2 separate regions of the Homo sapiens genome follow, and region 2 is linked to region 1. The links are chromatin loops, found by intact Hi-C in ENCODE. Cell type or tissue: PC-9. All regions are shown on one strand. Links, peaks and the distances in the headings refer to the core of each region. The heading gives the core; the rest is flanking DNA.

Region 1 (11,794 bases), core at 2,316-10,315:
CCTTATATCTTCTGCCTTCAAATATCTTCCCATGTTACTTCATCCTGTTCTTCACTTTTTCATCTACAGAATCTATGAAAAAAAATTTGTTTTTACAATGACTCATTGGAAAAGAAGAATTTGGCAATGAGCAGTGGAGGGAGGCTAGGAATGCCAACAGAAATGGTGGTTACATGTTTTAATATTTTATAAATTTTATAAATTAGGAATTGGGTTTATATATATGTCCACATATGTATATGTACATGTAGGTATATATGTGTGTGCATGTATATAATGTGTGCATATATGTGTGTGCATTGTAATCAAAAGGAAGTCTCCAGAAGGAGCAGTTTCCCAGGATCCAGTCTTCTGGTGAGACACTGGGGATGACACGGGGATTGACAGGGCTCCAGGCATCACTGCCACATTACTTTGGATCTTGTATCTGAACTCTAGAATATGTCACATAGTCATCAAACCACAGTTTAGTCTGCTTTTCCACAAAGGAAAACTTTATCTGTTGGCCTGTGTTACACTATAATGTGTGAGGGGAATTGGATGGTGTTACATCGGGAAGCCAAGCAAAGTTTATTGTTTCTTGGGATTACATTCTTATATTTTTATATTCTTTAATAAAGCACAGGCTGGAGCATAAGTAAAAGGAAGCAAGTTCTTAACTACTAAAAATTGACTGCATGGCCCTGTCTCACACCGTAGATAAATACTAGCTAAAAATGGACCGTAGACCCAAATGTCAAAGCTAAAACTATAAAACTCTTAGAGGAATCTGCAGGAGTATTCTTTGTGACCTGGCGTTATGTAATGATTTCTTAGACATGACAGTAAAAGCGTAAGTGACAAAATACAAAATAGATAATATTGGACATCATCAAAATCAAAACTTCTGTATTTCAAAAGACACTAGTAAGAAAATGAGGAGAAAATCCACAGAATGGAAGAAAATATCTGCAAATCATATATCTGATAAGGGGCTTGTGTCCAGAACATATAGAGAACTCTTAAAACTAACAATAAAAAGACAAATAACCAAATTTTTAAAATGGGTAAACAGTTTGAATAGACATTTCTCCAAAGGAGATATGCAAATGGCTAATAATCACATGAAAAGATACTCAGAGTCATATGTCATCAAGGAAATAGAAATTAAAACCATAATGAGATCCTGGTAAGATGGTTAAACTAAAAAAGATAGATAATATAATAACATATGTTCTTGAGAATGTGGAGAAATTGAAGCTCTCATATATTGCTGATGAGAATATAAAGATTCAGCCGCTGAGGAAAATAATTTGGCAGTTCTTCCAGAAGTTAAATATGGAATTACCATATGATCCACCAATTTCAGTTCTAGGTATAAACCCAAGAAAAATGAAAACATATATACACATAATGACCTGTCCACAAGTGTTCACAGTGCCATTTTTTATAATAGCCAAAAAGAAACAACCTAAATGTCCATCAATAGAGAAAATGGGTAAACATGATGTGGTTTATCCATACAATGGAATATAATTTGTCTATAAAAAGGATGAAAGTACTGATGCATGCTACAAAATAAATTAGCTTTAAAAACATTATGCTAATTGAAACAAATCAGACACAAAATGTTACTTATGATCAGATGATCCTATTTATATAAAATATCCAAAATATACAAATCCATAGAGATAGAGAGTAGATTAGTGCTTGCCTATGGCTGGGGGAAGGGGAGATTGGAATGAGGAGTGCCTGCTAATGGGGACCGGGTTTCCTTTTGCAGTGGTGAAAACATTTTGCAATTAGATAGTGATGATGGCTGCTCAACTTGGCAAATATGCTAAAAACCACTGTATGTTTTGAAAGGTCAAATTTTATGGTATATGAATCACATCTCAACAAAGTTGTTTTAAAAAAAAACAGATTGCACAATCCCTGCCTCCATACGGAGGGGATGGGGGGCCAGGATCACTAGTTATTCTCTTATCAGAGAGTGGTCTGATTAAATAGCACTCCATCTCTGGGTTTTTTTTTTTTTCCTTTTTCTTCCAGAGAGGTGAGCATCTGCAGAATGCTGTCTGGCACACTGTGTTCATTAGAATAAGCAAAAATAGCATCCCACCTACTGAACAGCTGTCATTGATGTTCAGATTGCTGTTTTGCTTTTTTCTTTTCTTTGTTTTTAAAACATCATTAAATAAGCATGGATCTCCCCAAAGAAGCTCTAACGTTTGATTGGATAATTCTCAGGATGTATTTTCTGAAAGGTCAGTGATTTTTTTTTTCTTTCAGAACAGTGATTCTTCAGTGGTGGTCTGAAGACCACGGGTGTTCCTTGAGGAGCCAGTAAGTCAAGCATCTGCAACTCCCCTGTGCACAGTGTAGGGCAGGGGGAATGAATGAGGCTATAGCGGGGTGTGGACTGTGGTATACTGGGAGGGCAGCACCTACTCTGCCTGAAGGGGGAGCACCTGCTTTGCCTGAAGGGGCGGCCCCTTGAGCATCAGGGGACTGTAGGGAGGTGAGCCCACCTTCATCAGCTCTGCCAGTTTTACAAATAGACACTGAACACCTGAATTTTTTTTCATGCAAAATCTTTATGTTTTAAATGCTGACAACCAAACTTAACGGAAATGTAAATCATATTTGTGGGCCAAACAAAACATCTGTGGGCTGATATACTACAAGTTTGTGACCTGGGCCTATAGGGGTTCTCTGCACTGGCTCTTTTGTATAATTAATATCAAATTTTCAAATCAGAAAGTGAGTGTTGAAATGGTGCTTGGAGTTCCTGTAGTTCAGTCTCCCACTCCATGTAAAAAAGTCCTTTCTACAATAGGCACACTGAATTTAAGGAAGCTAATAATTCAAGCCAGACACTTGCACTTTCTTCGTTGCCTTTTTATTTTAAAAGATTATGGAGTGAGGAGTTAGGTAAAGAGATGGAGGTAGAGGGAAGTTTTGGGAAGCAGGCCAAAAATTTAGGACTGGAAGTGGCTTCAATGTTGATTTTGGGTTTTTGGATGATTCTCTCTTACGGTTACCCCTCGTATTTTTCAACCCTAATTTATCAAAATGCATCAGCAAGGTTGGGGCTTAGGTTTTCCAGAATTCCCAGAGGGAAACAGAATTTTAGGCCTGGAGCAGACCTTAGAATTAATGTTGTCAAATTTTCTTATTTTACAGATGAGGGAACTGAAATCCGTGAGCTTTAAACCGCTTGCTTGAAGACACGGCTGACATTTGTGGCTGAATCCTAATGTAGTTAATTTTCCTTTCAATGGGTCAACTTGCAACTGGTAAGTAGGATCCAAACAAAACTACAATCACCTTGAAATATCCTGTAGCCTTTTCTACCTCACATCTCAATAGCTCTCACTTTTTGAGAGACACAAAGATTTCTTTTTAAAGAAGCAGCTGGTATTTATTTGACTTCATGAGCTACCTTATCGAAATAATGAGATAACTAATAGAAGCTATTTCGAAATAGAGCCAACTAAAGATTGCACATGATTCTGGAAACAGGGTTGGCATGAACCACAGATAATCCCCACAAGTCATTTCACTAGTTCCCATTGTCCTAATAAAAGCCTTTGGAGGGGTGCTAATAAGTGTCAAATTAAACAATGTGTGTTTCATTTCCTCTATTTGCCCTCTGAAAGAGATGCTGGCAAAATGGCAGATACAGCAGTAGTGGGAAGGACAAGGAGGAGAAATGAAGGCACCAAAGAGCTCCAAAATTTAGACAGTCCATCCCTAAATGATCGAAAGTTGTGTGTAACATGGCACAAATTATTATGAGTTGAAATTTTTTGGTCACTAGGGACAAGGACACAAAACAGAGCCCACGAGTGTGTGAGAAGGGCCCGAGGGATCATTCAGTTTGTTTGCATTGTTGGGTTTTGTTTTTCTCTTGGTATGGCACCTACACACAAATTTGACGAGCCAAAATATGAATAAGAACATAGGCAGTCACAGTGACCTTTTATTAAATGCAGAGACAGTTATGTGTCACATGAAACATCAACAAAAGCCCAGTTCTGGTAGCCAGCAAGATTTTTTTGCCACATTTATACTTGGTCCTCTTTAATTATACAGAGTTGCCCCCAGAGTACTGAAATGATAGACTAGAACACGATGACTTCAGCAGGGGATCAGAGCTTTAGAGCTTCATCATTCATGTGAGCCAAGTGCGAAATTTCAGCCTGTCTCTCCTCTAAATGCAGTTAGGAGTCTTCGAAACCTTTTGTGTGAATCCAGGAGGGAAAATTGTCTGGCAAAGTCTGATAAGCATCGTGTCAAGAGCACATTTGTACTCTGGTAAGAAGCCCAGGCCAATTGCTGCTGGGTTGTCATGGCAACAGAAATACACACCATTTACACATCAGCTTCTGAAATGAGCACAAAATAACAAAACCTTTTCGACAGGATGGGAGGTGAAGGGAAGAGCAGCATCATCTGTGCAGCCTGGTGAAACGGTGTTTACGACAGTCTACACGGCACTACTGGGTATGCTGTCTCCTTGGATTGTGTCATATTTTTAACCCAGTGGGAAATTCATAGGATCCTCTTGACTCTGTAAAAACTGTGGGACAATTCAGTCACTTTTACCAAATCCTCATTTCCTTTTCAAACCCTGTTTACTAACTGATGCCAAATAGTATTATAGTAATTGGGAAATAAAGGAAGTCCCTCTCCTGCTTATTCCTTCCAAAGTACATTTCTTTACCTTTTCATGGAGGTTTGGTAGGATACTTACATATTGTAGAGGGAGGTGGAGAAAATACTCATATATTGTAGAGGGAGGTGGAGAAGGAGGAGGAGGTCTTTCATGGACCTACAGAAAATGAAGTTAATCATGGTTGGAAAGCCTCCCCTTAAAAACGCAGGTTTTTTGGTTTTTTTTTTTTTTTTTTTTTTTTTTTTAAGGAGTCTTACTCTGTCACCTAGGCTGGAGTGCAATGGCATGATCTCGGCTCACTGCAACCTCCACCTCCTGGGTTCAAGCCATTCTCCTGCCTCAGCTTCCGGAGTAGCTGGGACTACAGGCAGGCGCCATCATGCCTAGCTAATTTTTTTGTATTTTTAGTAGACACGGGGGTTTCACTATGTTGGCCAGGCTGGTCTCGAACTCCTGACCTTAGGTGATTCACCCGCCTCGGGCTCCCAAAGTGCTGGGATTAAGGCATAAGCCACCACTCCCCGTCCTAAAAATGCAGTTCTAAAAATGAATAAAAAATAACAATTCATTCCAGTAGTTCCTGAGGCCCAGGGCATCAACAAGAGATCAGAACTATATGGAATAAGCCCACAATGTTGAAAAATTTAGGCTGAATGGAAGCTGGATCCCTGAAGCTAATCTCAGCGATTTAAAGTAGAGAATAAGGATGGAATGCATCCCCTCCATTAGTCTTGAAGTGAAACCACAGGAACTCTATTCATGAGAAGTAAAATTAGCTGTATGTTCAGTTTTCATGACATTTGTTACTGCACTTAAGCATTCCACAGCATGACTTAATTGCTGCTGAAACACCTAAGAGGAAAGAGAAGGAAGGAAAATGAAATGTTTGATCTTTGAATGACAAAATAGTCACGAATCTGGGAACATTAAGTAACTAGAGATGGAGTTAGCGTCACAAGCAACACACAACAAAAGTCTTGTGTCTGGCGATAATAAAGTTCCCTTAACTGATTCATCACTTCTTCCCTTGCTATAATTATGAACATTCTTCAAAAAAGTTCTGACATTAAAATTTCAAACTCTTGTTACTTCTGCTTTTCTATCTCATAATTAGAAAAATTTATTAATTCCAATTTTAGTTCTGGGTTTCTAAAAATTTCCAGGAATAAAACCTAGGGAGAAAGATCCTCTCATTGTATATATCTTCTAGGGGATTCACATTCTGGGTGCTTCACTTAGACATGGTAAGTTGATAACATAGGGAAACAAAAGATCTAAAGAAAGTAGCCAGCCTCTCCCAGAGATTGCAAACCAGCATGCAGCCAGCTGGCAGACACTTTGTGGGGAGGTAGGGACTGGAACAGTGTTAAAAGAAGTGGCACCGGCACGGTGGCTCACGCCTGTAATCCCAGCACTTTGGGAGGCTGAGACGGGTGGATCACCTGAGGTCAGGAGTTCAAGACCAGCCTGGCCAACATGGTGAAACCCCATCTCTACTAAAAATACAAAAATTAGCCAGGTAATCCCCGTTACTTGGGAGGCTGAGGCACGAAAATCACTTGAACCCAGGAGGCAAAGGTTGCACTGAACTGAGATTGCGCCACTGCACTCCAGCCTGGGTGACAGACTCTGTCTCAAAAGAAAAATGGCATAAATGCCATTTAGGCAGAGCAAAAGCTCGGTTGTTTGCCACAGTCCTCCCCCATTTTTACTGTCTTACATCTAGATCGCCTGCTTTTTTCTGTTGCCTGCTTACAGGCTTTGAGTTCGCAGTTTATGCACACATTTGCTGATGCTCCCCAGATTTTCTTACTTTTGGTATGTATTCAAATCAACCCATTTCTTTAAGACTTAATTCAGGTGTCCCCTCTTCCACAAAGTCCTTCCGGCCCTCTGGTCTCACCTGGCCACGCCTATCACCCCTATTCAGTGCCCTTCAGTTTTAGTTCTTACTTGTTCTCTAATTTGTTCAGGAGTAACCAAGTGGTAAACGCCCAGAGGGCCAGGTTGTGATTCACTGTTCTTGTATTTTGACCCAGGAGAGTGGTAGCTGCGGTGTGGGAGCTCAGGTTAGCTCACAACAGTTTTTTGACAGATGGGAATGCAGGAATCAGCAAAGTGAGGGAGTGTGGACCCTGGCACAGCCCAGTGGGCTTGCATTGGTTTCAAAAGGAAAATGAAAAGTTCTGTAAAGTCTTCAGGACACCTATGACAGAAATATTCTCTTGGAAGTTCAACATTGATATTTTGGTTCTTAGTAGAATAGTTAAAACACGTTTCTGCTTAAAATCTCTAAGTACTGAGGGATGACAACAGGTAGGATGAACATAGAAATACAAGCAATTTCGTAATATCACCTAGGAAAGCCATAGCATTGAGCTTAAGTATTTGGTGACTGTATCAGTTTCCTGTGACTGCTCTTACCTCCTTGCTTATTTCAAAGTCTGAAGGGTTTCATGTTGGGTTTAGAAAAGCTGTAGAGCGGCGCCACCTGATGGTTACTACCCAGAGTGCCTGAACTGACCTTGCAATTTCAAACGCAGTATCTTGGCTAGCTCAGAAGACTTCTTCCTAATGCTTTACATGAAAAGAGCAAACTGAAATACGTTCCTCTTGGAAAATCAGAAACATAAAGAAAATGTTTTAAATTTTGACAGAAGCAAACCCACTCATATACAGAATAATCTACCACCAAAAAAGAGTTTGTATATGATATTCATTGAATACTATTAGATTTCAAATAGGTAATAAATAAGATTTTATTATCCAGTTTTTCTTTCTCCATTTTTTAAAAGCAGATGTTTTTTCTATATAGAACGCTCCTTAACCAATTGTTTGATTATACCCCTCACCCCTTCCAACAAACACAATGTATTTATTTATTAAAAAAATTTATCACTTGCCCTGTAGAATTTTCCACATTTTGGTTTGCGCGAATTGCTTCCTCCAATATGTTTAACTTGTTTGTATTCCTTACATTTCCTATAAACTAGTAGTAAGATCTCGATTAGATTTTATTAAATCCCAGTTCTATTTTTGGCAAGATAATAGGTGATACTCTATGATGCTATATTAATCAAATCCTGAAGCACGTGCCTAGCTGTCCTACTTATCATGATATTAAGATTGATTTGTGGGTAGAGGTAATGTCAGTTGGAATCCTCTATTATAAAGTTCCCCAATAACTTTTCATTGAGAGTTTGGATATCTATTGATGATCATTGTCTCCATCCATTGTTTCATGAGGACTGCAAAATAGTGATGGTATAAGTTTTATTGTTACTCATATACCTATTAGCTGGGATTTTCTCATCATCTATTTAGTTAGCTTGAAATACAGTTCAAACAGAAAAGAAAGAACAAATATGTGATCAATCTCTTTAAAATATATATTTAGAATAACAAAATAGTGTCCGGCAACCTTCAAAGGTGAGCAGTGATGTTTTGTGTTTCATTAGGAATTCATAGATTTTTATATTTGATGTATTTTAATCTATTGCAAGCATTATTCTTGTTGATGCCCAGATGGTCCCACATTTGACAAATGCATATGTTTTTAACATAAATACTCTAATATGTGGCATAGTTGTTAAGAAAGCAGGCATACTGTAATGTTCTCAGGAGAAATTATTACCACTCTCAAGGAAGGCGATTTAGCAATATGTATTAGGAGCCTTAAAAAACGTATGCCCTTTGATTTATACTCTAGGATCAAACATAAAGCAGCCTTTTCTATGAAAATAATCAGGAACATAGCTAATAATTGTATAAAGATATTAATTCTAGTGAAAAGTTAGAAAGAGAGGTCGGCGGGGCGCGGTGGCTCACGCCTGTAATCCCAGCACTCTGGGAGGCTGAGGCGGGTGGATCACGAGGTCAGGAGATCGAGACCATCCTGGCTAACACGGTAAAAAAAAAACCCCTCTCTACTAAAAATACAAAAAGTTAGCCGGGCGTGGTGGCACGTGCCTGTAAGTCCTGGCTACTTGGGAGGCTGAGGCAGGAGAATCACTTGGACCTGGGAGGCGGAGGTTGTAGTGAGCCAAGATCGTGCCACTGCATTCCAGCCTGGGCAACAGAGCAAGACTCTGTCTCAAAAAAAAAAAAAAAAAAAAAAAAGAAAAGAAAGAAAGAAAAAGAAAAAAGAAAAAGATGTCAATAAGTATGATAATATACTGTAGCTACCATATTAAAAATCCAGTTTTTTGAAGAATTCTTGTTATCATGGGGATTTTTTATATTACATTAATTGAAAGAAGACTACCAAAACTGAATACATGGTGTGATCCCAGCTATTATATATAATATGTATATAAACAAAAGACTAGGAAGTCATACTTCAAAATATTAATAGTTATATCTGGATAGTGGGATTACAGGATATTTTTATGTCTCATTTGTATAGTTCTTTACTTTAAAAATTATTTCCAGTATTATGTATCACAATATGTCTTATTAAAAATCAGCTAGTATTAAAGGTTTTTCTGGACAATGTTAATTTGCTATTGTTGGAATAATAAACCAAGTAAGTCATTTATAATAAACAAGTAGAATGTCTCCTTATGTGTTAGTGAAAATTGTGCAAGAAAAAAAAGAACACTTTTCCCTCAGCCAAATGATCCTTCTGATTTAGTTAGAGAATGAAAACAGAACTAAGCAGGATTTGAAATAAAACATGCAGGAGCCTTCCTGAGATAGGTTATATTTTTCCTTCTAGAATCTGCTCATTGCAATTAATTAGGCTTCTCCAAGAGTAAATTTTCCCTGTACTATCCAATAAGTCAATGTGATATTCATCTTGATTCTTACTGTGAATGAGAGCATCAACATAGATTAAGATGGATGTATCTGCCATTTGTAATGAGATTCCACAAGGTATCTCCACCCACCAGTTCCTTTCTGATACTGGCAATTTCTGATTTTTGATATCCTAATGTCTAGTTGTCACTTCCAAAAGTCTGAAAACCTCTAGTCCAAACCATTTATTAATCCTTAATCTCTGCCTTCCCCTCTTATTACCAAACAGGTATTCAATGTCCAAAATTAGATAGCCCCAATGAGATAAAAGAAAATAAAATTCACAAATAATATTGTCAAAACAACTTTTAACATGCTATTATAAGTTCTATTTCCTGGAAGCTCTTTGGGGACAAGGTTCATGTCTAGTTTAATTTTTTTCTTTTCTTTTCTTTTTTTAGACGGAGTCTCTCTCTGTTGCCCAGGCTAGAGTGCAGTGGCGTGATCTTGGCCCACGGCAACCTCCGTCTTCTGGGTTCAAATGATTCTCCTGCCTCAGCCTCCCAAGTAGCTGGGATTACAGGTGCCCACTACAATGCCTGGCTAATTTTTTTGTATTTTTAGTAGAGAAGGGGTTTCACTGTGTTGGCCAGGCTGGTCTCGAACTCCTGACCTCAGGTGATCCACCCACCTCGGCCTCCCAAAGTGCTGGGATTACAGGTGTGAGCCACTGCATCCAGCTAGTTTAATCTTTATTTCCTTTGCATATAGGACAGTGCTCATTTCGTGAGTATTTATTGATGATAGAACTGAGATGAGGAGGAGGCAGAAGAAAGGGAGAAGGAATGCATTTCTGGACAGGGTGACTATATGAAAAAAGGTATGAGCTTTGAGTGCTAGAGGCAGTGAGGAGACCAGCTCTAAGAAGAAGGATGATGCAAGGGGATTATAGAAATTAAGGCTGTGGCACCCAAATGCCCATCGATCAATGAGTGGATAAAGAAATTGTGGTATACATTCACGATGGAATACTACTCAGCTATAAAAAGGAATGACTTAATGGCATTCACAGTGACCTGGGTGAGATTGGAGACTATTATTCTAAGTGAAGTAACTCAGGAATGGAAAACCAAACATTGTATGTTCTCACTCATAAGTGGGAGCTAAGCTATGAGGATGCAAAGGCATAAGAAAGACACAAAGAACTCTGGGGATTCAGAGGGAAAGGGTGGGAAGGGGGTGAGGGATAAAAGACTGCAAATTGGGCTCAGTGTATACTCCTCGATTGATGGGTCAAAATCTCACAAATCACCACTAAAGAACTTACTTATGTAACTAAATCCCACCTGTTCCCAAAAAACCTATAGAATTAAAAAGATCTTTTAAAAAAAGGAAATTAAATTTGTGGCAAATGTGACAAGACTGTGGAGGGTCCCAACATTTAGCTGAGGAGTTTGTCTATAGTCTGAGTCAGTGAGAGACCAGATTGAAATCCACCCTATTACATGAAACATTCCTAAATTCCTTAATGCTTCAGATCAAGTAATTGGTTTATAAGAGAAACTTGGTGCCAAGGGAAAGATAAACATTAAACTTAAAAAAAATGGTCTGTAATTATGTAGAAATGAACCCATCACTTTGATGGGATTAGATACATTTGTTTTTAGGTATAATTTACATGGAGTAAAATTAGCCCTTTTTAGTGCATAGTTCTACCAGTTTTAACAAATGTATACAGTAGTGTAACCACCACCACAATCAAGATACAGAAGAGTTACATCATATGAAAAAAGTTTCCTCATGCCTCCGTAGTCAACCTCTCTAACCAGCCCTTGGCAACCAATGATTCGCTTTCTGTCCTAATAGTTTTGTCTTTTCCAGACTGTCTTATGAGTGGTATCATACAGTATGTAGGCTTTTGAGTCTGGCTTCTTTCACTTAGGATAATGCATTTGAGAATAATCCATGTGGTTGCATGCCTCAGTTCATTCATTTTTATTGCTGAGTCATATCTCATTGTATGGATATACCTACAGTTTGCTTAATCATTAATTCATAAGTAAAGGACAAATATTTCTTTTTAACGTAACACATATAACTAATGTGGTACCTTCCATTTTTTTTTTTTTTTTTTTTTTTTTTTTTTTTTTTTAGACAGGTTCTTGTTCTGTCACCCAGGCTGGAGTGGGTTGTGTTCATGGCTCACTGCAGCCTCAAACTCCTGGGCTCAAACTATCCTCCCACCTCAGCCTCCTGAGTAGCTAGACTACAGGTGTGTGCCACCACCCCAGCTAATTTTTTGATTGTTTTGTAGAGATAGAGTCCCACTATGTTGTCCAGGCTGGTCTTGAACTCATGGGCTCAAGCAGTCCTCTCCCCACCATCTCCCAAAGTTTT
Region 2 (11,794 bases), core at 2,385-10,384, 490 kb before region 1:
AAAAAGAAAAAGAAAGAAAGGTAGGCTGGGCCAATCACATGCTGTCTTTGGAAGCTGAGGCCCTGAGGAGGTCAGCCCATGGGAACTGGAGCTGGGAAAAGATTCATTAAGACATGACAGGAGTTTACACTATACCCAGTGGCCAGGGCAAGCCGCCTTCCTGGAGAAGCAGAGACTGAGTGGGGAGAGGACACTGTCAGAGGACACAGAGCCAGTGCAGGTGGAGGGACAGACACCAGAGACAGGACCTGTGCTCAAGGCCAGGTGGAGGCAAAATGGAGTGACCCAACAGTGAGAATCATTTTTGCACTGAAGCAAATCCAGGAAAAGTCAATGACGTTTCTTAAAAATTTTTAAATAAAAACATAAAAAAAGTTTAAATAGTTATGTTGCGTCCGATAAAGAAATATGTTTAGTCTTAAAACTTGAACTACTTTGTTGAACAGTAATGTTTCAGAGAAGATTGTTACTACCATTTGATTGCTGGAATATTAACATACAGACACATACACAGTACCCACACAGGCCTAGCTTTCCAGCCATTCTGTGTTTTTACCAAGAACCGTGTCACAAAACTCATGACCTCAGAATGTACAACACTTGGGGGGCAATCCTAGAGCCACCTTGGGCTTGCGAACACCGTCTGTTTCACTCGAACTATCTCAAGTGTGGTCCCATCTTTCCTGCAGCCATGACTAGACAAAGACCTACTATCCTTAATAAAGCATTTAAACATCCCTAAGCAGCTTCTTAGGCTATGAAATCTCTTACTGGATATTTAAACTATAATAGCTATAGGTACCAAAAGCCTTATGATTATACATTGAGCTAGCAATTCTACATGTTCATCCTGACAGAATCATCACAGTGTTTTTGTCTTTTGTTTTGTTTTGTTTTTGAGATGGAGTCTCGCTCTGTAGCCCAGGCTGGAGTGCAGTGGCGCGATCCACAGCGTTTTTTTAATGGCAAGGATGGAAACAACCTAAATGTCCAACAGATGGGGCCTGAATAAATAAATTACAGAAGAGCCATGCAGTGGAATACTATGCAAGCATCTAAAGGAATGTTCTAGGCCGGGCACAGTGGCTCACACCTGTAATCCCAGCACTTTGGGAGGCTGAGGCAGACAGATCACTTGAGGTCAGGAGTTCAAGACCAGCCTGGCCAACATGACGAAACCCCATCTCTACTAAAAATACAAAAATTAGCCAGGTGTGGTGGCACATGTCTGTAATGCCAGCTACTCAAGAGGCTGAGGCTGAAGAATTGCTTGAACCCAGAAGGTGGAGGTTGCAGTAACTGGAGATTGCGCCACTGCACTACAGCCTGGGCAACAGAGCGAGACTCCATCTCAATAATAATAATAAATAAAGTTCTAGAAACATATGTGCTGACACAAGAGGATCTTCACATTAGAGTGTTACATTAAAGGAGCAAGATATAAAGGGTTATGAAAATTTTAAGATAGACGTCCCAAATATGTGATTCATTGGGAAGATAAAGCAGGTTACGAAACGGTATAATTATATAATTATACCATCCTGTTTTTTTTTTTTTAAATGTACATGTACCTGAATCTGCATGGCTACATTCTAAATGGATGTACTTTAAAATGTTATCAGTGTAAGCTGTGGGTTGTGGGATTCTAGGTGATTTTATTTTCTTATCTCTATGATTTTTAAGCCCATCATATAATTGTTTTGAATAGATAAACACTTACTTATATGGTTGAAAAATTAAGACAGTATTAATGTTTACCATGACAAGTCTCACCCTACCCCAACCCTGACTCACTCCCTCTTTCTATAAATAATGACTTTTAGTGTCTTGTCATCCCAGTGTTTATTTTACTAATTTATTTATTTATTTAATTTTTGAAATGGAGTCTCCCTATGCTGCCCAGGCTGGTCTGGAACCCCTGGCCTCAAGTAATCCTCCCACTTCAGCCTCTTAAGGTGCTGGGACTACAGGTGCACACTACCACACCCAGCCTCTTCCCAATGTTTCTTTATCAAATACAAGCAAATGTAAATATATATTCTTATTTCTCCGTTTTCTTATGCAAAGTTATCCCATGTACACCACTGTGCACCTTGCTTTTTTCACCATTTGGTAATTTTTTTAAACAAAGGCTTAACAATCCTGGTAATGGATTTCTGTGCTCACAGCTTTCTCTCCTCTGCTCACAGATCCTGTTGCACCACGCAGCAAACTCTGTGAAAAGGGTCTCTATGGAGCTGGGCGGCCTTGCTCCATTTATAGTATTTGACAGTGCCAACGTGGACCAGGCTGTAGCAGGGGCCATGGCATCTAAATTTAGGAACACTGGACAGGTGAGTCCTGGAGAGTATTTCAGGATGTGTGTTTGCGTGTGCATGTGTGAGTGTGTGTATGTGTGTGTGTGTGATATGTGTGCATGTGAGTGTGTGTGTGTGTGCGTGTGTGTGTGTTACAAAGATCCCACCACCTCTACTGCCTTATATCCCATAAGGAAACTTTTGGGTTCCTTCCATTATTCATTCTTTATTCATTGACTCTTTCAGCAAATATTTAGTATATGCCTTACTTTTTATTACCAGGGTTATACTAGGCTCAGAGGGGCCCCCCCAAAATAAGGTACAGTCCCTGGCTTCAAATAATTTTCTGAACAGCAGATGTCCTTTAGTCAAATTGTTCTCTGTTTTCTTCTTTCCCCTATCCTTTTAATCTGGTTATTTTTATAGTTTTCTTTCATTGATCTTTTTTCTACTGAACGGATATAATCTCCTCAGACACAGAACAGCCTTGAACAATTGGGGTCTCTGAGGCCAAGGGAAAGAAAGTAAGAAAATGTTGAGGAGGGTGGTGGCTGGAATAACTCAAAACCCTGTTGCCTGCTATGACCCAGTGGGGCCTCGCTGTCCCGAGATGGAGGGAGCCTCAGAGGTGCCCTCTACAGGGCACAGGCCCACGCCAGCAGTGTTTTAGAGGAGCATCCAGGCTGTCCTGGGAGACCAGAGGCCTGAGCTCATGTCTTCCTAGGAAATCCTGGAATATTTGATCTGTCAGGGACCTTCACAGTTATCAGCTCTACAAACGTTGCATTTTAGAGATGAGGAAATGAAACTCTAGAAAGAAAAAGTGACTTAGAGATCAGACGTCTTTGGGCCACAGTGTCAAATCTGCTGAGGAGCTGGGACTCTGAGCCAAGGCTCCTGTCTTCCAGTTCTATCCAAGCTGCTGCCAGGGTCCTGCCTTCTTAAATATTCTTAAGCATTCATCTTAAAAGTACCATCAATATGTAATTTTAAATGCATTCTAGAAACAGAGTAAATATCCCTGAAAGGTTATATTGTGAAAAAACTGAAATGTGTGATATTCTCTATCAAATAATTTTCATCCTTGCCTTGGCCTTTGGTAATTAAGTTTTTCCCTTCCACATAACCTAAATAAGCTTGGTTTTGTCTGAAATAAGTATATTTTCCTTCATAAATACAAAATGTCAATATATGTTACCATCAATTACACTGTAAGGCTACAACTTGGGGACAGGTATGGTGGCTCAGAACTGTAATCCCAGCATTTTGGGAGGCCAAAGCAGGAGGATCACTTGAGCCCAGGAGTTGGAGACCAGCCTGGGCAACAGAGTGAGACTCTGTCTCTACAATTTTTTTTTTTTTTTTTTTTTTTTTGTGTGACAGAGTCTCACTCTGTTGCCCAGGCTGAAGTGTAGTGGCATGATGTCAGCTCACTGCAACCTCCACCTCCCGGATTCAAGAGATTCTCCTGCCTCAGCCTCCTGAGTAGCTGGGACTACAGCTAATTTTTCTATTTTTAGTAGAGATGGGTTTCACTATGTTGGCCAGGCTAGTCTCGAACTCCTGACCTTAGGTGATCCACCCACCTCAGCCTCCCAAAGTGCTGGGGTTACAGGCATGAGCCACTGCGCCCAGCCAAAAAAAATTAAAAATTAGCTGGGCATGGTGGCAAGTGCCTATAGTCCCACCTACTTGGGAGGCTGAGGTGGAAGAATCACTTGAGCCCTGGAGGTCAAGGCTGCAGTGAACTCATCACTACTGCACTCCAGCCTGGGCGACAGAGCGAGACCCTGTGTCAGCAAAACAAAAGACTATAAGTTGGTGTTGGACCACATTCCTCTTAGCCTCTGCTGTTGCTGCAGCATCACAGTCTCCTAGGAGAATTGCACTCTTTCCCCACCCCCCAGGGAAACAAAATAAAAGCCATTTGAAAAAAACATGGATTGGGTGGCTTTTTTTTCTTTTCTTTCGTGTGTGTGTGTGTGTGTGTGTGTGTACAGGTGCTTATTGCCAACTAATCACTGATGCATAGCAGCTGTGTAGCATAGCAGCTGTGGAGGGAACTGGAGGGGAACATGCACTGACTCAGTGCTTTTATCTTTGGGGCCAAGCCCACGTGAGGAGGAAAATGGCAGTTTGAGCACATGACAACCACCGAGGGAAGTGTTTTCACAGAGAGGCGGTAGCAGCCACACGTTCACTGGTCAGGTCTGCAGCTTCTGACAGACTGTGTGGGTTTGTTTTTGTCTCCTGTCCAGACTTGTGTTTGCTCAAACCAATTCTTGGTGCAAAGGGGCATCCATGATGCCTTTGTAAAAGCATTCGCCGAGGCCATGAAGAAGAACCTGCGCGTAGGTAATGGATTTGAGGAAGGAACTACTCAGGGCCCATTAATTAATGAAAAAGCGGTAGAAAAGGTAAGTATATTGTATTATTTGTGAAAGTAAATTTCATGGTTTCAATATGAAAAGCTTAATCAGCAAAAAACACTTTGGCTGGAGGGGTGGGGATAGAGAGGGGTGGGTTGACAGAATATTACAGCTAGACAGAAGGAATAAGCTCTGGTGTTCTACAGCACTGTAGAATGACTGTAATTAGCAACAATGTATTGTATATTTTCAAATAGCTATTATTAGAAGAGTAGATTTTGAACGTTCCCAGTATAAAGAAATGATCAATGTTTGAGGCGATAGATGTGCTAACTATCCTGATTAGAGTATAGAGTATGAGAGATCTACATCTATACATGGAATCGAATGGAATTTTCAATGATGTTTTCATACAAAAACCACAAAGGTTAAAATAAGTAAAAAATTAATAATAGCTAAAAAAAATGATGTTAAAAGGCAAAAAAAAAAAATGAAAACAAAAAAGTCATTTTGGTAAAGTGCCCAGCAAGCCTATTTTGTAAACAATGGAGAAACCTGAGAAAAGTGAATTCTGCCTACCAGTTATATGAATCGGGTTGTTGTCTGGTCATGAGCTGCTATAGCCCTGCCATTGCACCAAGTCCCCATGCGGTCTGTCACTGTAGCTCTTTACTGTCCTCCCTAAATTTTGTTATAGTGATGATAATTCTATCCCTCACTGCCTCAGCAATTAGGATCTTGAGACAAAGTTCATTCATCTTTTGGAACACCTATGGAATGGAAGACTGGCTTGGTTTTGAGATGGTTTGCGTTTCGGCTGTAATGCTGATGTTGTCCTGTTCTTTCTTCTCTTGATGACAAAATCCCTGTCTAAAACAGTCCTTCATGAAAGTATCCCAGCCGGGGGTGCAGAATCACAGATGCCGCGTTCAGGATTTAGAGATATTGAGGGGAAACTGCTTTTAGGAAAGATTTGTTTGTTTAAAAAAATGTTATAATCCATACTACTAGCTATATGAGACTTCTCTCCTTATTCTACTGTTTTAAAAAAATCCATTTTGGAGTCACAAGAAAGTTTCTTGTAATATCAAACATCCAGTTTTTTGTGTTTTTTTTTTTTTTTTTTGAGACGGCGTCTCGCTCTGTTGCCCAGGCTAGAGTATAGTGGTGAGTCTTGACTCACTGCAACCTCCGCCCCACTGAGTTCAATTGATTCTCCTGCCTCAGCCTCCCGAGTAGCTGGGGTTACAGGCACCCACCACCACGCCTGGCTACTTTTTGTATTTTTAGTAGTGCTGGGGTTTCACATGTTGGCCAGACTGCTCTCGAACTCCTGACCTCAGGTGATCCACCTGCCTCGGCCTCCCAAAGTGCTGGGATTACAGGCGTGAGCCACCATGCCTACCCAGAAATGGTTTTAACGGAATATTTTAAATCAGGAAGACAGTAGAAGCTGAAGATTGTGTGTGGGAAAGAAGGGAGGAGAGGTGGTCAGAGGGAGACACACAGTGGAGGCACAGCCAGCCCCTGGATGCAACTGAAGAACCAGAAGCAAGTGACAGCCAAGTCAGTACTCATCATGGGAAGCACAGCCCCACCGCTGTTCCTCAACCTCCTCAGAGCCTGAGAACCAAGCCCTGACTCCATGGCTGCCTCCACCCCGTGGGCAGTCAACTCAGCTGAACCCACATCCATTGCCTTGGGAAACCCAGGGAAGCCTCGAGGTTTGACAGAGCTCTGATAAATTTCTAGTTACTGTCTTGGGATTACTCTAGATAAAGAAAATACATTAAAATTTACATTGGAACCACCTGCATTTTAGAGGTGACTTTGGACCTTGGGGACAAGGCAGGGGTATTCACTTGTCTAGTGAAGGCAATTTGGGTCTAGGCCAGCTGTGGTTCAAGTCCTAGAGTGGTGGTCCTTAACTCACACCGTGCCTTTATCGACTACAGTTGCCTGGGACCCATCCAAGAAGACTAGGTGTTAATTTATGTGTAGTCAGCCTAGGCATTGGCATTTTCTAAGTGCCCCAGTATGATGCTAGTTTGCAGCCAGTCTGGGAAACCACTCTGTCTTGAAGATTTTTTTCCCCAAAGGGAAGACGCAGACATTGTCCTCCAGATGGTGCTGTACGCCAGGACTTCAAACAAGCAGACAGCGAGATTTCTTTTTTGCTGGAGAGAAATTTGGTGGAAACCACCTTGTTTAAAAACACTTCATTGTGTTGGCTTTAGTGTACATACTGTCATAGAGTGGGTTCTAGGAAAAAAACACTGCATCTCACATTAATATGACAAGAAAAGGGCAGAGCAGATTATATTTGGGGAGGAAGGGGGTATTTTTGTTAAGTAGAATTATTTTTATAATATAAAATTCATAGAAAGTAAGCCATCCTAGCCGATGGGGATTAGTTGCAGGTGATGCACTATGAGAGCATTGCAGGAGGGGCATGGATTTCAAAAGAGTCAGTCTCAAAGACAGAATGCACTCACACCTATATTTACCTTCCTGAAACCCTATAGAAAATTCAGCTGAGGGCCGGGCACAGTGGCTCACGCCTATAATCCCAGCATTTGGGAAGCTGAGGCGGGTGGGTCACTTGAGGTCAGGAGTTTGAGACCAGCCTGACCAACACAGTGAAACCCTATCTCTAAAAAAAAAAAAAAAGAAAAGAAAAATTAGCCAGGTGTGGTGGCAAGCACCTGTAGTCCCAGCTACTCAGGAGGCGGGGGCAAGAGAATCTCTTGAACCCACGAGGCGGAGGTTGCAGTGAGCAGAGATCGCACCAGTGCACCCCAGCCCAGCCTGAGCAACAAAACAGAAGTCAAAACAGAAGTCAAAATAGATGGGTCTACCCAGGGGAACCCTGCAGAGGAAATTGGTGCCATTTTAAACGACAGAGCCTTTCTAGAATTGGTGGCTACAGAAAGTAGGAATAGGAGGAGGGGAGGAGATGAAGCTGGTTGATTCTACTTCTGCACAATTTTCTGGGTCATTCCCACCATCCCTTCTCACCACGACCACCACCAAGACACATGAGACAGCAGAGGCATTTGTTCTGGGCAGGACAGCTTTTCTGAAGAAATATAGTAGGTATCTAGGCAGACTACAGCTTCAAGAGCGAGGCTAGGTACCTCAGGGTAGGGCTCTCTCGACTTTGCCTTTTGGGGAAGGGAGCTGCCCTTATGTGAAGCCTGCAAGTTAGAATAAACCCAAGCTTAAAACAGCAAAGACCACTCATGCCACACATCCCCAAATTGATCAACCCAGTCCTTGTGTGTGTGTGTGTCCCCCAAACACACTGCTGGAGCTGAGAAGGAGCTGACCAGGTTAGTTTCGACAACTCAGTCCTTCATTCAGAAAGATGAACAACCAAGGATCATGATGGGAAAACCACCAGCACATAAGAGGAAAGGTCAGGAAGAACAAACAGAATAGTCCCTGAAGGAAGCAGATAAATTAGGGAACTGGAAGGAAATTTTCTAAAAATCTCATAGTGTCCTGCAAGAGTTTTGGGAAGATAGTACATCTGTAAACTGTTAATAAGAAGTATGTTCTAGGCTTAAAGTATAATAATAATAAAAAAAGAAGTATGTTCTAGGAAATGAAGCAATGAAAACAAAGAGTCTGTAGAAATTAGACATATGACTGTCACAAGATTCGGTACCTGAAGTAGATGATAAAATTTCGGAGATCTTATGGAGTTTAAAGCAAACTATAGAGAGGCAAAAAATATAATAGAAATGCAAAAAAAAATCAGAACTAATCTGAACTCCTGTTAATACCCGTCCAGTAGTAGGAGTTCTGGAGTGAAATAATTGGGAAAATGGAGGAAGTGACATTACCAAGTAAATAATAGATGGAAACTTCTCAGAGTTAGGGGAAAATAATTATTCTGCAGATTGAAAGATTTCACTGCTTACCAAGTAGGATGAATGAAAAGGGAATATATATATATCTTCTCTATATATATATATTCTATATATATATATCTTCTATATATATATTCTATATATATATCTACTATATATATATTCTATATATATCTACTATATATTCTATATATATATCTAATATATATATATGTGTGTGTGTATATATATATATATATATATATATATATATATAGTATTGCTAAAATTTTAGAATATCAGAGCATAGAAGATCCTAGGAGATTTCAGAGAGGAAAAAGCTATCAAGAAGAAAAAGGGTGAGAACCATTTTTGGCTCAAACTTCCTCAGCAACACCGGAAGTGGAGAAGTGCACTCAAAGTTCTGAAAGTTATTTTGTATCAGAATTCTGTACTCAAGCAAATTATCAATCAGGTGGAGTACAAAACACCAGAAACTTGGTGTATGAAAATTCAGAAACTAGACCACATCCAGTGCATCTTTTTTAAAACAACTACTTGGCCAGGCCTCGTGGCTCACTCCTGTAATCCCAGCACTTTGGGAGGCCAAGGCGGGTGAATCACGAGGTCAGGAGTTCGAGACCAGCCTGGCCAAGATGATGAAACCCTGTCTCTTCTAAAAATACAAAAATTAGCCGGGCGCGGTGGTGGGTGCCTATAATCCTAGCTACTCGGGAGGCTGAGGCAGGAGAATCGCTTGAACCTGGGAGGCAGAGGTTGCAGTGAGCCAAGGTCATGCCACTGCACTCCAGCCTGGGTGACAGAGCGAGATTCCATCTCAAAAACAAATAAATAAATAACAACTACTTGAGATTATGTGTGTCAGAAAGCAACAAAAACTCAGTTCAGGAAATAGGACAACATGGGATCCAAGAAGCTAGAAATAACCGCAGAATGCAATGAAAGCAAATCCAAGCAAACGGCTGAGCCGCAGGCCTAGAAAGAAGCGAATATATATTAGACCATTCAACAAATAGGAAGATCAAACAGCTAGAAGATATCAAAGACCAAGGAGGAAGGTGGCACTCTTGCTTCTGAATCTCTGCAAATGTGGTTCCTTCTACAAAAGGAAACCAGCATGCTTTATTGTTAACCTACTTTTTTTGAAAAAGAAAAAAAAATGGAACTAGTTATAGTTTTCTGCAGTTTAAACATTCTAAAAGATTGTATCATGTGGAAAGCTTTTTTTCTTCCTCATTACACAGGTGGAGAAACAGGTGAATGATGCCGTTTCTAAAGGTGCCACCGTTGTGACAGGTGGAAAACGACACCAACTTGGAAAAAATTTCTTTGAGCCTACCCTGCTGTGCAATGTCACCCAGGACATGCTGTGCACTCATGAAGAGACTTTCGGGCCTCTGGCACCAGTTATCAAGTAAGATCCTCCAGCCAGCGGGGAGATGGGAGGAAGAATAGAAGAGAACATAGGAAACCCTGAAAGAGATTCCTGGGCTGCTTTGAGGTCTGGCCAGGAGGCAGACAGTTGTGTTGAGTCCATTGAAGAGCAGAGTGCAATTTATGGGTTTTTAAAAAAATCATAACTTATTTGGACCATAAAATTTATCAAATTCTATTTTTTTTTTCTTTTTGAGATGGAGTTTCACTGTGTTGCCCAGGCTGCAGTGCAATGGTGCGATCTTGGCTCACTGCAACCTCTGCCTCCTTGGTTAAAGCAATTCTCCTGCCTCAGCCTCCAGAGTAGCTAGGACTACAGGCACCCACCACCATACCAGGCTAATTTTTTGTATTTTTAGTAGAGATGGGGTTTCACCATGTTGGCCAGGCTGGTCTCGAACTCCTGACCTCAGGTAGTCCTGCGTTGGCCTTCCAAAGTGCTGGGATTATGGGAGTGAACCACCATGCCTGGCCTCAAATTCTTTAATTTACTTTTTCTTACTTTCTGCTGAACTCTTTTTTTTTTTTTTCTTGAGATGGAGGATGGAGTCTTGCTCTGTCACCCAGGCTGGAGTGCAGTGGCATGATCTCAGCGATTCTCGTGCTTCAGCCTTCCGAGTAGCTGGGACTACAGGCACGCGCACCATGCCTGGCTAATTTTTTGTAATCTAGTAGAGATGTGGTTTCACCATGTTGGCCAGGCTGTTCTTGAACTCCTGACCTCAAGTGATCCGCCTGCCTCTGCCTCCCAAAGTGCTGAGATCACAGGCATGAACCACCGTGCTCAGACCTGAACTCATTTTCCTTCTTAATGTATTATACCTCAAAGGATTCTTTCATTGGCCTCCATAGGACATGAACTTTCTGTGTCGTTTTGTGGTCTTTTATCTCCCATTCACAAGTAGATAATAATTTACCTGGATAAAATTTTAGGTTCAACCCTTTGGAGATATTACTCCTTTATCCACTTTTTTTTTCTTTTTTTTGTTTTTTGTTTTGATATGGAGTCTAACTCCGTCATCCAGGCTGGAGTGCAGTGGTATGATCTCGGCTCACTGCAACCTCCACCTCCTGGGTTCAAGCGATTCTCTTGCCTCAGCCTCCCGAGTAGCTGGGACTACAGGCATGTGCCACCACACCTGGCTAATTTTTATACTTTTAATAGAGACAGGGTTTCACCATGTTGGCCAGGCTGGCCTCAAACTCCTTACCTCAAGTGATCCAACAGCCTCAGCCTCCCAAAGTGCTGGGATTACAGGTGTGAGTCACCACGCCCGGCCTCTTTATCTACTTTTATCCAGGGTTATTGCCAAGAAATCTGATTCTTGCTTCTTTGAAAGAAATCTATTTTTTCTCTTTGGAAACATTTAGAATTTCTCTTGATCTTTGATGTTCTTAAATTTTACTATCTGGTATGGCACACAGTGAGGTTTTTCAGTTGAGGTCCTAATATCTTTAATACGGTTTTTTTGTTTTGGTTTGGGTTTTTTTTTTTTTTTTTTTTTGATGGAGTCTCGCTCTGTCACCCAAGCTGGAGTGCAGTGTTGCGATCTCAGCTCAGTTTAACCTCTGCCTCTTGGGTTCAAGCGATTCTCCTGACTCAGCCTCCTGAGTAGCTGGGATTACAGGCGCCCGCCACCAGGCCCTGCTAATTTTTGTAGTTTTAGTAGAGACAGGGTTTCGCCATGTTGGCCAGGATGGTCTCGAACTCCTGACCTCAAGTGATCCACCCGCCTCAGCATCCCAAAGGGCTGGGATTACAGGCGTGAGCCACCATGCCCAGCTCATTAATATCTAACAGGTTTGTTTAGTCCTGGAA

What was found. Hi-C counts contacts between places; a loop is a spot of excess contacts. Peaks named below come from ENCODE experiments on the same cell type or tissue, not always from the same donor. Only the 100,000 strongest peaks of a DNase experiment are listed, where the experiment ranks them.
Region 2: a loop joins it to region 1, with 3 times the contacts of the local background. A loop is called at or near these places in 4 of 110 quality-filtered maps.

What each region holds. Positions count from the first base shown.
Region 1 is chr6:25,011,020-25,022,813 of GRCh38, forward strand. It overlaps LOC102724765 (a long non-coding RNA gene), which reads right to left. Exons shown (of 2, transcript NR_187803.1): 2 at 3,933-4,564. It also overlaps a transcript of RIPOR2 not described here. Among named protein-coding and RNA genes, the nearest start is that of RIPOR2, 81 kb to the left of the region's middle. In PC-9, for the core only: CTCF peaks have their summits at 2,370 and 7,157 (motif pointing left); DNase peaks (open chromatin) are centred at 5,492, 6,672 and 7,072; H3K4me3 peaks cover 754 bases; H3K27ac peaks cover 2,644 bases.
Region 2 is chr6:24,518,212-24,530,005 of GRCh38, forward strand. ALDH5A1 (aldehyde dehydrogenase 5 family member A1) reads left to right here. Exons shown (of 10, transcript NM_001080.3): 6 at 2,190-2,333; 7 at 4,556-4,714; 8 at 9,786-9,955. Among named protein-coding and RNA genes, the nearest start is that of ALDH5A1, 29 kb to the left of the region's middle. RefSeq lists an enhancer at 1-25 and silencers at 2,824-2,873, 4,243-4,292. In PC-9, for the core only: CTCF peaks have their summits at 2,936 (motif pointing left), 3,138, 6,772 (motif pointing right) and 6,975; no DNase peak of the experiment used is centred there.